2 separate regions of the Homo sapiens genome follow, and region 1 is linked to region 2. Evidence: read pairs that join two places in POLR2A ChIA-PET (ENCODE). Cell type or tissue: PC-9. All regions are shown on one strand.

Region 1 (8,000 bases), 120 kb before region 2:
TCATTTGTTTAACAATTATTAGTGTGTGTGTGTGTGTATGTGTGTGTATATATATATATTTTTTGAGATGGAGTCTAGCTCTATTGCCCAGGCTAGAGTGCAATGGTGCGAACTCGGCTCACTGCAACCTCTCTCTCCCTCCTAGGTTCAAGAGATTCTCCTGCCTCAGCCTCCCAAGTAATTGGAATTACAGGCCCATGCCACCCCACCCGGCCAATTTTTTTTGTATTTTTAGTAGAGATGGGGTTTTGCCATGTTGGCCAGGCTGGTCTCAAACTCCTGACCTCAAGTGATCCGCCAGCCTCGGCCTCCCAAAGTGCTGGGATTACAGGCACGAGCCACCATGCCGGACCTATTAGTGTATTTACTGGATATCAAGATGACTAAGAAATAGCACTTGCCTTGAAGGAGCTTTTCTATTTGAGGAAAAAGACATGTATATAAATAACTGCAAACAGAATGAAACAAGTGTTATGTAGATCTACATACAGTGACATGCCATGGGAATGCTGAACACTGAGCAACAGTTTCAACTAGCGAATTGGCACAGGAAACATGAAAAATAAGCGTATTTTCAATATGACAAGAATGGTCATTTCTGGATATAAGAACAAGAGAAAAGTCATGGGTATATGGAAAGGCATGGACTCTTCAAGGAAGAGCAAGTAGTCTAATGTAGATGCTGTATAGGAATCTGGGGACAAAGGGACAGATAAGTGGTGTAGACAAAGAGGCTGGAAATAGGGTTATGGGCTAGATCATGAGTGACCTGTAAGCATTAGGAGTTTTGATTTATTTTGGAATAAGAAACATTTATGGCTTTTGAGAAGGAAAATTACACAAGGGAAAAGAAAGGATTTTTATTTTTTATTTTTATTTTTGGAGAGATGAGATCTCACTATGTTGCCCAGGCTGGTCTTGAACTCCTGAACTCAAGCAATCCTCCCGGCTCGGCCTCTGAAACTTCTAGGATTATAGGCGTGAGCCACTACGCCCAGCCAGGATTATGTTTTTTTATGGGAGGGATGAGAATATTGGTAGGTGGGTAGAGGATAAATGAGAGAGAATATGTATATGTGAGATTGAATATATAATAGAAAAAATTGATAGGACAAGTCCTGCGTTATTACTACATTTTATGAGGAAAATCTATATATTAGAAGCACTTTAAAGGTATATTTGCTATTCTAGCTGTGGAAACCATCTGAAAACACATTTGAAAGTGCTTTGAAACAGGGGTCAACTTCTCTGCAAAGGGCCAGAGTATGTTTAGCTTTGCGGGCCACAGATGGCCTCTGTTGCATATGCTGCTGGGTCTCCACCTTCCTCCTCCTTTTCTTCCCTTCCTCTTCCTTCTTTTTCTTCTTCTCTTTCTTCTTTCTCTTTAAAAGCATAAAATCATTCTCAGCTCTTGGGCCATACAGAAACAGGCCATAGGCCAGATTTGACTTCTAGGCCATAGTTTGCCGACCCTCCATTTTAGAACTTAGCTTTCCTGAAAGAGCATTTGGGTCTCTCTCTCTCTTTCCCTTTCTCTCTCTCTGTCTCTCTCTCTCTCTCTTTCAGTAAGTGAAGTAAGAAATAGGTCTTTCTTGAGGAACAAAAAGCTGAAATAATTTCATGCATTTGAATATGACCCTTGACCTGTTTTTGTCCATCATCACTCAGATTTGTGGCTGCAACCACCAACCAATTTGGTGCCATAGGATATAGCATAATTTTTCAGCAACAGTTCATAAGCTTTTCTTTTTGTTCTTTTTCCTTCTTCCAGTTGTGGTGGTTTAAAAACATGTCTGCAAAATCTTTGACACTTCTCAGTAAAAAATATAGTCTTGTGTTCCCTTTTCTTGAACCTAAGTGGCCTTTGTGCTGCCTCAACAAATAGAATATGACAGAAAAGACACTATGTGACTTTTGAGACAGGGTCATAAGAGGTGATACAGCTTCCCCATGCCCCTGCATTTTAGAGCTCTGGGTTGCCATGTAAGAATAGCTACCCTGAAGCTACCATGCTGAAGAGACCACAGGGAAATCACATAGAGTTAGAAAGAGGTGTCTGAAGAAGCCCAGCTGCTCCCAATCCCAGCTATTTAAGTCCTCCCAGACCAGGTGCCATATATATGAGTGAGCAAGCCTTCAGATGGTTCCAGCACCAGCCACCATCTAGCTGTAAGCTCATGAGACCCCTTCAACGAAAACCATCTAGATTAGCTTAGTCAAGCCCCAGAACCGTGAAAGACAATAGACTTGCTATGGAGGTCGCCACATGCCTCTTTTTTCTCCCTTTGTGAATGGGATTATTTATAATGGTTACCCCATACCTACTCCACTATGTATATTGGGTATGAGGGAGAGATAATTTGTCTCACTAGCTGACAGATTTTTCAGACCTCAAGGAATGCCACGTGAGCTGTACTCACAGGACCACACACAAGTATCTTTATCCACACGTGACCTGATTTCACTGATAAAGTCCTGGACCTTGAGCCTGAGCCCAATGTCTTAATAAATGAGAATTTCAGAAGGTCTTGGGAGGGGGTGAGTATATTTTGCATGTGGGAAGGATGTAAATAATATGTGGCCTGAGAGCAGATTATGGTGGTTTGAAAATGTGTCCACCAATTCTTTAATACTACTCTCAACAAGAGGTGGAATCTGTGTCTCTTCCTTTGGAACATGAGTGGACCTTTGTGATTAAATGCAGCAGAAGGATGCTGTGTGAACTCTGAGACAGGGTAATAAGGGGTGATACAGCTGCCACCTAGTTCTTTCTCAGAACATGTGCCTTTGGAGCCCTGAGCTGCCATGGAAGAAAACCACCTACCCTGAAGCCACAACACTGGAAAGACCATGTGGAAGAACCACAGAGAGAGAGAAGAGGACCAAATGTGTGAGCCTTCCCAGCCCAGGCTCCAAATATGCAAGTAGTAAGCCTTCATTTCTTTTTGGTTTTAATTTTTTTTTTTAAATAAATCGAAATGGGTTCTCACTATGTTGCCCAGGCTGGTCTTGAACTCCTAAGCTCAAGTAATCCTCCTACCTCAGTCTCCCAAAGTGCTGGAATTGTAGGCATGAGCCACCATGCCCGGCTGCAATTAGTAAGTCTTCAGATGCTTCCATCACCAGCCACCATCCGATGACAACCCCATGAATGACCCTCAGCAAGAACTACCTAGCTGAATCCAGCCAAACTCCAGACCCATGAGAGAGAAATAAAATTGTTGTTTGAGTCACTAAATACGGAGTAATTTATATTATCAACAGATAACTGGAACCACAAGTGTAATTGTTAAAGGTAAAACTTTGAATACATTTATATTTGCCTTCTGCCACATTCCATAATTGACTTTTGTTCATGAACCTATTGGCAAGTTTGCCTTATTGCTTTTCCTTCTTCCCTCTTTTTTTTTTTTGTAACTTAAAAAATCATATAATAAAACAACACAAAAATGTATTTGAATGTAGGTTGAGTGACCGTAAATAAGCACAAAACTTCTCCTTCCTGTGACTCTCTTGTCTGTATATGCCAAGTATCTAACACAAGGCCTGCCTGGCACATAATTTTTTTTTTTAAATGTTAGTCTCTTTTATCATTCTTTTTCCCTGTCAGTGGTATTATCTTTACCCATGGAATCCAGCACCCTCATGCTGACTTATAGTTCCCCAAAGTCCCTAACCTCTACAGTCCTCTCCAACCCCCACCCCAGGCCTCTCTCTATGTTCCAGACATTTTCTGGCTTTTTACCATTATCCAAACTCTGAACTTATCTACTTAGTTTTTATAAAAAAACACAGAGTGACTACATAGCTAATATAAATAATGCCAGTGTTAACACAAAAATTTGACTTGAATGATTACAATAGCAAACTTCAATGTTTACCCCATGGAATAGGCAGAAAATTTCAAGCACTTTTCTAGGCCACCTGAGTCTATTTTGAGTAAGGATCCTTAAGTTGATACTCAAGTAATGACATTGATGCAATGTAGAAGACTATGCTAAAATTTGTCCTGGCTTCTCTCCATGCTATGGGCCATCTGTAAAGCTTTGGAGTCTAGGTCAGATGTATGCGTTGTCTCCTCTTTGCTACCATTTTTGTACAGATTTCTAATCTAAATAAAATTAATGGCAATAACAGTGTGGAAAGGGAAAGCCTAAAAGAAAGAGGGTTTTTGAAGAGTGGGGGACCAGAAAAGAAGAGGACAATTTTACCTGAATTGTTTTACTTTAGAAAATAAATTTGTTCATGTGATTCTGTGAGTCAATTTACACATGTATATAAATACACATTTCTTTATTTAACCATTATTATTATCACTATGTGATCCCTCAATGTGCTGGCTACCACGGGTGTAAGATAAATTACAGAAACTCCTTATTCTGAAGGATTCCAACAACAATTTGGCATTGTGCACTGTATGGGGCCTGGGAAAATCCTCTGATTTGCCATACCTTAGGAAAGGTCTTTGCATGATACTAGGCCATGTCTCTTACTACAATGATGAGCATTCTTAGATTTAAAAATAATACCAAGCTGTCAGGAAAACTGAATTCCATCAATAATAACATCTTTTCATAAACTGAAAGCTTGCAAAGCCTTAATTAAAAAAATGAATTTATTACTAAGTGAATTTAATTCACAAAAGGAATTTTCCCCAATATTTAGGCTGTTGTTGGTTTTGGCTTTGTTTTTAATTAACATTTTTAGTTGTATGGTTTGATCAAATACTGAATTTGAGTTCAAAGATACATTTCCTCTGAGGATGCAGTCTAAAGAGGCCAAGTAAATAATAGAAAATCATAGTTTCCAAGTTTCGCAGAACAAAGCTCAGTAGTTCCATGACTTTTTCAGTGTTCTACAGAATTGAGCTACTCCCTCTTACACAAAAAAGTGCTCTAATTTTCATTTTTTTCTTCTTTGCTCAGTTTCTTCATTTATTTGCCTACTTTCTTAATTTCTTCCTAAGTAAATATATAGCTATCTTTGAGGAGAAGTGATGTAACATCAGAAACAAAGAGTAGACTCACAATTAGAGCCCACTGACTCATGGGACTTTAGATAAACCACTAATCAGGAAACTGGGGGTGTTAATGCTGTTTAGTTAGTTGATTGAGGAGGTGAGGACAAAACCTGGTGACTTCAGGGCCTCAGCAACAGAACTCCTACCTATTTCCATTGCTACCACTTACCTTATGGGCATTAGATAATTCTGCAGTGAGTTATTCTGTGCATGAGGGGGCAAAGGCTTTAGAGTCAGGTAGCTGGGGAGTTATTTTCTCTCTCTGCTATTTAATAGCTGTATGACCTCAGGTGAATTTCTTAATCTCCGTTTCCTTGTTTGTAATACCCATCATGAGAAGTTGTTCTGAGGATCACAGATACTATACCTAAAGTACCCAACAAAGTCCTGACACAAGGAAGGTGTTCCATAAACGGTAGCTATTTGAAGTAGTCTAAAAGGTCCCTTTCAAATGTTTAATACACCCATATAATCCCAATCTTAATCTCTCACTCTCTTGTTGGCCCATCATTAGAGCACCAGATCCCCTTGACTGCTTTCCAGGGTAAGGATGCAAGACCACTGAGAACTGTGCCGCGCTGGTAAGAAGAGGTGCTGATGGCATGCTGTTGCCTCTGCCAGACAGACTCTGTCTTTGCTGAAGTGTTTAGTATTGCTATTGTGGCAAATGCCATTTTAGTCAAAGGCAATAAATCTTCCTTTGTTTAAATGACAGATGGCTAGGATTGTTACTTCTGTTTCTAGCAAACCCAGAAAGGGAAAAAATAAATTACTGACATTCAGAGTTCTTGTTTTTTAAGAATATTAGGGGGAAAATGAAAATAGTATAGTTTCAGCAAAGTTATATAGTTTTTGCAGTCAACAGAATAATGGGCCCCCTAATGATGTTCACGTCCTAACCCCTAGAATCTATGAATATGTTAGGTTACAGGGCAAAGGGGAATTAAGAGTGCAGGTGGAATTAAGATTAATTAGCTGACCTTAAGATAGGGAATGTAGCATAATTTATCCAGGTGAGCCCAATATAATCACAATGGAAGACAGAGACAGAAGAATCAGAGTCAGAGAAGACGTGGCTACAGAGGAGAGAGTGATGAGATGTGAGGATTCTGCCTGCCATTGCTGGCTTTCAAGATGAAGGAAGGGGGCCATGAACCAAGGGGATGCCTCTAGAAGCTGGAAAAGGTAAGGAAACAGATTCTCACCTAGACTTCCAGAAAGCTCTGCTGTTGCCTTGATTTTAGCCTAGTGAGACCCATTTCAGACTTCCGACCTCCAGTACGTGAAGATAATACATTTGTGTTGTTTTAACCTATTAAGTTCTAAAATGGTGAACCCAATTTCATTTCTTCTCTCCCTTTACAAGGTAGGTGCTATTAACAGTGAAATGACAATGCAAAAGCAAAGCAGAGGAAAGCACCAGCAAAGGACATGCCTCGCTGACTGCAGATTACAGTGTCCTCTACTCAATTCCTATCTTAATATGTATCACATGCCCTGCCTGAGATAATGAGGACTCTCCCATTCCCTCAGTCTTCAGGTTGCCTCTACTTCTCTTCCATTTTCTTTTTCCTTGATATGATCCTCTTCTTTCTCATTCTTCTCTTCTTTCATTTCCTGAGTTGTTTTCTCTCCACTTCTTCCCCCTCTACTCTGATAGGAAATATTATAGCAGTAGCCCAAGCTAGAAGAAAAAGGACACACCTACCAGCTCCCTCCCTCCCTCACAACACCTACACGGCTGCTGGGGAAGCCTTGAATGAAAGCTAGAAAAGAACAAATAGGAAAAGAGGCATTTGAAAACAGAACAGAAATAGTCACAGACGGGTGACAGGCAGGAGATGCCACCTCATTGACAGCTGCCACCATTTTCCATAGAGAAGTTATTCCATTGTAGTATACACCAGGGCTGGGTTTAAATATTTTTCCTATGTACTTGGTAGTATAGTGGAAGCTCCTCCATTTCTCTAAATAGTTAACTGCATACTTAGAGCTCTTGGTAGCGTTTAGAACACGGAGTTAATTATTCTGAGTGTACCTAGCCCCATCACTGTCTGTAATCTGTACAAAATTTGATAAGCCCTTTTAAGGTAGTTAGATATTTATTGAGACTCTGCTGTATATTTGGCAGTGCCCCAGATATAGGTAGTGGTGGTGACAGCAAGCAATAGGACCAGTGGAGCCTGCTTTTTAATAGAGAGTGATCTCTCTGGTATTGTTGTAAGTACAGCATATAAGCAACTTGAGGTGTTGTCTTAAAGATGTGAGCTCACCTAATTTACACAAGAGCATCAAAGCCAGAATTCCTCCCCTTGCTGATGTTAGCCTGTAACTCTGTGCCTCTCAAGTGTATAACTTCTTCTGTGGGAATCATGCTTCTGAAGCATGAGGAAAGAACACACCCGTGTTTCCACTTTCTCTGCTGCTTTGCATGTGATCCCTCCAGGTATGCAAAATAATGCCTCAATATCATTTTGACCTGTGTTGTCATTTTACATATTTTATCAGAAGACTTCATATCGGATGGAAGCAAATCTTTAGAAGGGTTGTTATAACAACTTGAACAGCCCATCATGCTCTAGGCATGCTCCCTATCACGGCTATGTTTTCATTCATTAGAGATGGAGGAGGAGGCGGCTTAAAATGTGTAATTCTAATCACCTATTCCTACAGCTCTCTAACTGGTCTCCGTGGCTTCTCTTGCCTTCCTCCAGTCTTGCCCGTGAACCTTGATTAGAGGACAACACAACACTAACAGCCACTCCTCCCTCTCCCTCCTGACTCCTTATTTGAGTTAGAGGCTCTCGTAACACCTGCGTCTTCCCCTTTGTCAGCAGTCATCACAACGAATTGTGATTGCCTATTTACTCATCTGCATCTCCCACTGAATTCTGATCCATGGTGGCTGGCCCATGCCTGTCTTGTGTACATTTGCATGTAAACCACTTAACCCAAGTGCCAGGAAGCAAACAGTACACGC
Region 2 (8,000 bases):
GGTTATGGGAGAAGTCTAAGGTGACCAGGGCTCCAGCGGAGGGCTGAGCACCAGCCTGCCAGTGGACACAAAGATGGGGCTTTGAGGTTACTCAAAATTGCTTGCTAGGGAATACAAAATGCTTCCTCATTTTCTTCCTCCTTTTGATAATTTTTTTTTCCTGTTGCTTTGTGGTCAGCTGGCCAGTGAGTAGTGTCAGCCAAGAAGGAGACTGTCCCAGGGCTTGGGGTATCCAGACAAAGGAATTCATGCAACTAACATTTGAGCCCTTACATATGCTAAGTACCAGGGACTAGGGGTTTGGGGCTCAAAGAACACAAAAAGAGGACCCTCTGCTCAGAGCTGACCCACACAAGTGAAGGAGGCTGAGGGCGGCTTACGGGCAGAAATGGAGCCATTCACAGGGACCAAGGAACAGAGTGGGTCACACACTGAAGAGGATCAGAGAGAATCTGCAAAGGAGCTTAAGAGTTGGTCAGGCAAGAGCTCTAGGGCAAGTGTGGCCACAGCAAAGGCAGGGAAGTGGGAGAGAGCATGGCATTTGGAGGTAATCCTAGGAGAGAAGAGAGTGGGGCAGAGAGGAGGCAGGAGTGCAGACATTGGCACCAAAGATGGCCCCTCCTGCAAAGGGTAATGTGCAGTTAAAGAAAGGATACATGGAGTTAAATAAAGTGAAACTACTTAAACTTTTCAGTGAATTATATGTGGTAAAGTGCTCTTCTCATACGCATACAAGCTGATGAAGTTTCACAAATTGAACACACCTGTGTAGCTGGCCTCCCGATCAAGAAAGAACATTACCAGCATCCTGGGACCAGCACCCCATCATCAGCACCCCATCCAATCACTGTCACTGCCCCAAAGGGGCACTATTCCAACTTCAAGACTGGCCTTGCCTGTTTCTGTGCTTCATCTGAAATCCTACAGGATGCCCTCTTTGCTGGGTATTAAGTCTGCGAAATTCATCCATGTTGTGTGTAACTGCGACTTGCTCATTCTCCGTGCTGTATGTTAATTCCATCCTGTGATTATTTCATTATTTATTTACCCATTCTACTTTCCAGGGGCATTCAGATAAGCCATCATATCCCCTGTGACCTGCACGTACACATCCAGATGGCCGGTTCCTGCCTTAACTGATGACATTTCACCACAAAAGAAGTGAAAATGGCCTGTTCCTGCCTTAACTGATGACATGGTCTTGTGAAATTCCTTCTCCTGGCTCATCCTGGCTCAAAAGCTCCCCTACTGAGCACCCTGTGACCCCCACTCTGCCCGCCAGAGAACAACCCCCCTTTGACTGTAATTTTCCTTTACCTACCCGAATCCTATAAAACGGCCCCACCCCTATCTCCCTTTGCTGACTCTCTTTTCGGACTCAGCCCACCTGCATCCAGGTGAAATAAACAGCTTTATTGCTCACACAAAGCCTGTTTGGTGGTCTCTTCACATGGAGGCACATGGAAGTTTCCCGTTTAAGCTGTTACAAACAGTGCTGCTATGCACGCTCTGGTCTTTGGGTAAACATTCATACGCATTTCTGTTAGGTACACACTTAGGAGTAACACTGCTGGACCACAGCACTTTCAACTTCAGGGAGACTGCCAAACTCTTTTTCAAAGGAGTTGTTCCAATTTCCACCCTCATCAGCAGAATGTGGAAAATAAGAATACTCATGTGTTAAATAAGATAAATGAGATGGCAGATTCCACGACAGAAAATCTTTTGTAAAGTTCTCTGACTAAAACTAGAATCCTCTACCTAAAACTTATACATTAATTAATTTTTTAAATGTTCAGACCTCACAGCATTTGAGAGAAAGTAATCAAAATACGAATTTTCCGTGTACAATACAAAACTTTTTTTTTTTAATTGAGTAATCTCTCCTTTTTCTTGCCCTTAGAAGGGGAAAATCTCCTCAGATTATATGAGAAGAGGATTGGAAGCCTTGCAATTCAAGATGATTTATCAAGATAGAAAGTCTAAGGTCAAGAATGAAATGAAATTAATAATGTCAGCCAAACCACTGGTGATCACTAACAGTCACGCTAACAGTCAAATGAGACAGCTTTTCCAGAGCCAAGGCTGGCTGCCTGATTTACAGTGCAGGAATAGAATATTTTGGTTTGGGTTAGAAAAAATGTGAAATGGCTGAGACCCAAATATGTATAGGTTGGATTCTTTCATAAAGAACTCTGTTCTTAATTTGTTGTCAAAAATCTCAAAGTAACAAGAACCGAGCTTGTATATATAAGCTATTACAGAACTGAATACGAATAAAATTCTGCCTGGTTTATGAAGATTTTAAGAGAAGTTCACATTTAAATTTCTACGTGATCCAGGGGACCTATTGTAAACAGAAAAAAATGCCACAATAGCTTCTAGTCTGCCATTTTATAATTAGAAAATTTGAACCTCATATGCCATTTTATGAAAGGAGGTTAAATGAGGAAGTAGGTGGGACTGGAGTGGATTTTTTTATGACTCAGACATTCTCCCAGGGAGCAAAACACGGAGATATTGAAACTGTCTCTTTCTGAATAAAGCCAGGCTTGCTGGCTTTAGCCACCTGCTCTCAAGGTTAGGTGGGATGCCAAGGTGGTGCACCTGTCATTTTGACCCACCAGCACGCTTGAACCTCCCCACTTATAGCCTCCTGTCTTCAAAGCAGGTTCAGGCTTAAGGAATACTTTTCTGCAGACAACTCTTGAGCAGGAAAAATCCCAGAGAGCCAAGCAGCACCAGGGAAACAGCAGACAAACAGAACCCGGCTCGGCGTTGAGAGCTGGGGGTAGTTCCAAGGACATTGCAAGAAATCACCTCAGATAATGTTGCACTTGTGTTCATCAAATATGTACTTGAAACCCACGTTCATCTCTTCTATACATTGCCCTTGATGAAAAACAGCTGCAAACTTGGATTATTCTGCAAGGACAGAAGTATGTTATTTGAAGATATGATGACACCGGCACGACTTAATGTAATCAAGTCAGAGTTTATAAATATGTACCGGCAGAATGGAGGGAAAACCATCACTCTCATACCTCAGGGCTATGGATGTCTCCTGAGGGAGATCCATTTCTGGCTGTGACCTGAAGCAAAGGTAGGGGTGATTTCCTTGAGGCCACAGTATCAGAACAGTAAAATCTGTTGTGAAATGTCCATCAACCAGACACCCTTCCCTCCTATCTGAGCCTTGACTCCACCAAAACATTCTGTCCAGCTTGGTGAAGCCCCTTAAATATTTTATTTCAATCACCATGGAGACCTTAGAAACAAAACCCAGCAACAGAAGAGCAAGGGTTAGTCACGACTGCAGATCATCAGCTCTCCCTGGTGCTGAGGCAGGAGTGCCCGTCCCTTGAACTCCTCATCACACACCTGCCACATTCCGTGTGAACATGTCAAACCCTCAAGCCTGCTCAATTAATCACCCTGCCTGAGAATCTATGAAACAAAGTTCACATTACCCAGAGAGCCACATGAAGGGCCCTCTGAGGTCAGAATGCAAGACCAAACAAAATTAATGTGCCTGCCACATCCATCATCTTGTAATCTGCTTCCAGTTCCATAATCCCCGAATGTCCAGACTGTGCATACCAAGAACACTGAACATTCCTCTTTGATGTGGATCAAAATGGTTCATGTAGAAAGGACTCTGACCACCTTCTTCACTAGCAAGAAAAGCATTTACCATTTCTACAAGTCAAACAGACCTGGGACTGCAGACATCTGCTCAATGCAAGTGGCTAGGGACCCAGAAGTTTTTTTTTGTTTTCGGTTTTTTTTTTTTTTGAGACAGAGTCTCTCTCTGTCACCCAGGCTGGAGTGCAGTGGTGCGATCTCAGCTCACTGCAAGTTCTGCCTCCCGGGTTCACGCCATTCTCCTGCCTCAGCCTCCCGAGTAGCTGGGACTACAGGCGCCCGCCACTACGCCCGGCTAATTTTTTTGTATTTTTAGTAGGGACGGGGTTTCACCGTGTTAGCCAGGATGGGGACCCAGAAGTTTTAATGACTCTATCATAGATGTTTCTTCATATACCCTAAATATAAAATTTGATTTACCCTAAGAACAAGGAATACACTGTTAATTTTTCAGTGACTAATAACTGATGAGGCCACGTTAAGGAAGATGATACAACTATCATTGTACTAAACTATTTTGTAATCATTCAAGGGAATGAATGCTTAAAATAATGAATCAGTAGGATTACACGCACTTAAAATTATAACACAGTATACTGTATTTTATATTACCATGCAGTTACTTTTCGTTTTAATTTCTGAGCATGTTATGAGTACCTAAAAGGAAGTATTGCTACCCGTTTCATTCAGGAAGAAAGGAGATTCAGAGACAGAGTGTGAGGGGAAACTAGAGGTCAAATGACTCATGACTGGGCTGGGCTGGGAGAAATCCACATCACACTCCTATTTTCCTCTCATAGTTGATACTATTTTCTCCACCCCCCTCCCTGCCAAGATGGAGTCTTGCTCTGTTGCCCAGGCTGGAGTTGCAGTGGCACAATCTCGGCTTACTGCAACCTCCGCCTCCCAGGTTCAAGCAATTCTCCTGCCTCAGCCTCTTGAGTAGCAGGGATTAGAGGCGCGTGCCACCATACCCAGCTGATTTTTTTTGGTATTTTTAGTAGAGATGGGGTTTCACCATGTTGGCCAGGCTGGTCTCGAACTCCTGACCTTGTGATCTGCCCACCTTGGCCTCTCAAAGTGCTAGGATTACAGGTGTGAGCCACCATGCCTGGCCGATACTATTTTCAAGATTTTACACTATTAATCTCTAATTCCCTCAAGTATTTACCATAAAGATTTCACCATAAGATTATTTTATGCTATGAATATTCTAACTCAGGGTATTTTATGTTCTGAGTATTTAAACTCCTGATGTCTGAGGAGAAATGTTTTTAGTTATAAACTAGAGTAACCCATTTGATTTAGGAGTAAGGATTAAAAAGGATATGGGCAGCATTTTCACCTTTTAAAAATTCAGACATTAGGTTCGGTTCTGTGGACTAATAGTGTCCACACTGATTGTTTAAGGGCGACACCAAATTATGCATTAATCTTAGCAACGTTAGAAATGGTTCTTAAATAAAAACGAGGAAAAAAATTACCCTGGTTTGCAGGCCAGTGGGATCTTTGCTACCGACTGAATGTATCTCCCCAAAACTCACATGTTGAAGCCAAATCCCCAGTGTGATGGCATTTAGATGTGGGGCCTTTGGGAAGTGATTAGGTCATGAGGGTAGAGCCCTCATAAATGGGATTAGAGCCCTTATAAAAGAGGCTCCAGGGAGCATCCTTGTGCCTTCTGCCACATGAATTTTTTTTTTTTTTTTAAAGAAAATAAAAAAAAAAGACGGCTGCCTACAAATCAGGAAGTAGAGCCCTCACCAGACCTTGACTCTACCAGCACCTTGATGTTGGACTTCCCAGCCTCTACATCTGTGAGAAATTAATTCTGTTGTTTATTAACTACCCAGTTTATGGTTTTTTGCTACAGCAGCCCAAACAGATGAAGACAGATTTGTAGTGGTAAGACTTTAATTCCTCATACAATAGCTAAATGAGTAGTACTTTCTGTCACAAAACAGTACGGCATGTATTAGTCCTTACACAGACTTCTGAAGTTTTCTATCCCATTACTGTTGAAGAAATTGGGAGTCACTGAAGTTCCTTGTGGAAATTACATACACTTACGTGAGATCTGAAGCCACATGCATCTTATTTCAACCATCCCAAAATATACCGCTGACATTTGGGAATCTGAAAATGTCAGCATTCCTATACTTCCCCCAACCAAGTTAACCTCCCAGGTCCATTCTTGTAACATGAAAAGATGAAATCATTTTAAAACAGAAAGTGCAAAAAGTTAACTTATTATTCATTGCCTCTTGTAGGAAAACAGAAACCTGAATAGGAAATGGGTTTCAATAAAGAGCAGGAGGTGGGCTGTGCATAGTGGCTCACGCTTGTAACCCCCAGCAATTTGGGAGGCTGAGGTGAGAGGATTGCTTGAGCCCAGGAGTTTAAGACCAGCCCTGGCAAGACAGTGAGACCCCCCCATCTCTACAAAAGAAAAAAATAATTAGCCAGGCACGGTGGTGCACCTGTAGTCCTAGCTAAACAGAGGCTGAGGTAGGAGGATTTGTTGGGCCTAGGAGGTTGAGGCCACAGTGAGCCATGGTTGTGCTACTACAGTTTAGACTGGACGACAGAGTGAAACCCTGTCTCAAAACAAAAAACAAAAAAACAACGGAAGGTGAGGATAGGATATAATAGAGGCAAGGAAGGCAAAGGCTTCATACCCTGCTGTGAAATGTTTGGGCGGAGGGCAGAAGAGAAAGGACTGTTTGGTAATGATCTAGAAGTCAATATGAATATTGTTTTTAATTTTTTTTTTCTTTTTTTTAAAGAGACAAGGTCTCACTCTTTACCTAGGCTGCCCCAAGAGTGCAGTGGTGCAGTCTCGGTTCACTGCAACCTCTGCCTTCTGGGCTCAAGTGATCCTCCCACTTCGGCCTCCTGAGTAGCTGGGACTACAGGCACACATCACCATGCCTGGCTAATTTTTTTTTGGATTTGTTTTGTAGAGACAGCATTTTGCCATGTTGCCCAGACTGGTCTTGAACTCCTGGGCTCAAGCGATCCTCCCACCTCAGCCTTCCAAAGTGCTGGGATTACAGGCATGAGCCACCGTGCCCAGCCTGTTTTTAAATCTTTCGTTCAGTAAACAGATACTGGTTCTATATCTCCCTTGTGCCAGGTGCTGTGTTGAATACTGGCAATATGAGGTGACTAAGGTAAGTGGCCTGCCCTCCAGAACACAGTCTGAAGAGGGGGAGAGACCAGAACAAGCAACACCATATGCTGAGAGCCACACTGCAGGGATCTGGAAGCTGTGGTACAAGCACTGGGGACTGACTCCCTAGGAGGATTAGGGGACACTTTGCAGAAGAAGTGATATTTGTGCTGGAGTCTTAAAGAATGAAGAGGAGTTCTCCTAACAGAAAAGAAAGAAAAGGCCATCCAGGCAGACCATACTTCCAAAGGCATGGGGGTCAGAGATCAGAGAAATCATGATATGTCCTGGAAATGGAAGGTAGTTCTCTGTGGCTGGAGCATGGGATGCCTGGTGGCAGTGGTGGTGGTGGCAACATTGAGATAGGACTGGAGATGTGGGCAGGGGCCAGGATTCCAGCAAGGCCAAGAAGGGCGGTCTGCATTCTGTAAATTGCAGGGAGCCAAAGGCTTTTAGATAGGGGAGTGACAAGGTGGGTAATGAGGTCACTTGGATAGCCTTGTGGAATAGAGTGGAGAAAGCCAGACAGGTGGCAGAGAGGCTAGCTATAACGAATTCTACTTGGAGGGATCCTTGCAGCTCAGAGGCCCTTGGTGGCCCTATCGTCCAGCTCTCCATTTCACAAGTGATAAACCGAGGTCAGGAAAGGTTAAGAAACTTGCACAAAACTGTCCAGCTGGTAACACAGCTGGGGCCAGAATGAAGATCTGAAGGCTGCAGTGGGGTCCTTTCCACCGGCCTAGACTACCAAAGAAAATGACGAGGTCTGAAGCCTGGATTCCCTAGTAGTGGTTTCAAGTTTATCAGCTTAAGACACCACCACAAAGGTTAGAAAGCAACAGTAGGTGAAAGATTGAAGTACTGTTTTTACAGTCATTTTGGATTCCTGCTGTCTTATACACCAAATAAGTAGTTAAAGTGACACAGTTCATAGAATAAAATGAATGAAAACACAGACATGGAAATGGAAGGAAAGTGCAGAGCTGCTTTCTAAATCAACCAAATTAATTAAATCCTGACCACAAATACTGAAATGCAGAGATGCAAAGTCCTTTTTGAGTAGCCTGGATCAATTGTTTCCTAAGAGCAGATGGGCACTACTTTAGCTGTGTTGTCTACAAAGAAATCCAGTTGGCGAGAAAATATTTCATCCACAGAACTATGATTCACAGGGTTAGTTCCT

The links. ChIA-PET counts read pairs that join two places held together with the same protein. Peaks named below come from ENCODE experiments on the same cell type or tissue, not always from the same donor. Only the 100,000 strongest peaks of a DNase experiment are listed, where the experiment ranks them.
Region 1: POLR2A ChIA-PET joins it to region 2 with 6 read pairs; 12 of 35 experiments call an interaction of 5 or more read pairs at or near these places.

The regions. Positions count from the first base shown.
Region 1 is chr12:62,613,460-62,621,459 of GRCh38, forward strand. It overlaps MIRLET7IHG (MIRLET7I host gene), which reads left to right. Exons shown (of 2, transcript NR_186001.1): 2 at 146-8,000. Among named protein-coding and RNA genes, the nearest start is that of MIRLET7I, 14 kb to the left of the region's middle. In PC-9, no CTCF peak of the experiment used is centred here; a DNase peak (open chromatin) is centred at 4,992; H3K27ac peaks cover 464 bases.
Region 2 is chr12:62,728,795-62,736,794 of GRCh38, forward strand. All of the region lies in intron 5 of PPM1H (protein phosphatase, Mg2+/Mn2+ dependent 1H), which reads right to left. Among named protein-coding and RNA genes, the nearest start is that of MIRLET7I, 130 kb to the left of the region's middle. In PC-9, no CTCF peak of the experiment used is centred here; DNase peaks (open chromatin) are centred at 2,467, 3,407 and 4,387; H3K4me3 peaks cover 301 bases; H3K27ac peaks cover 6,727 bases.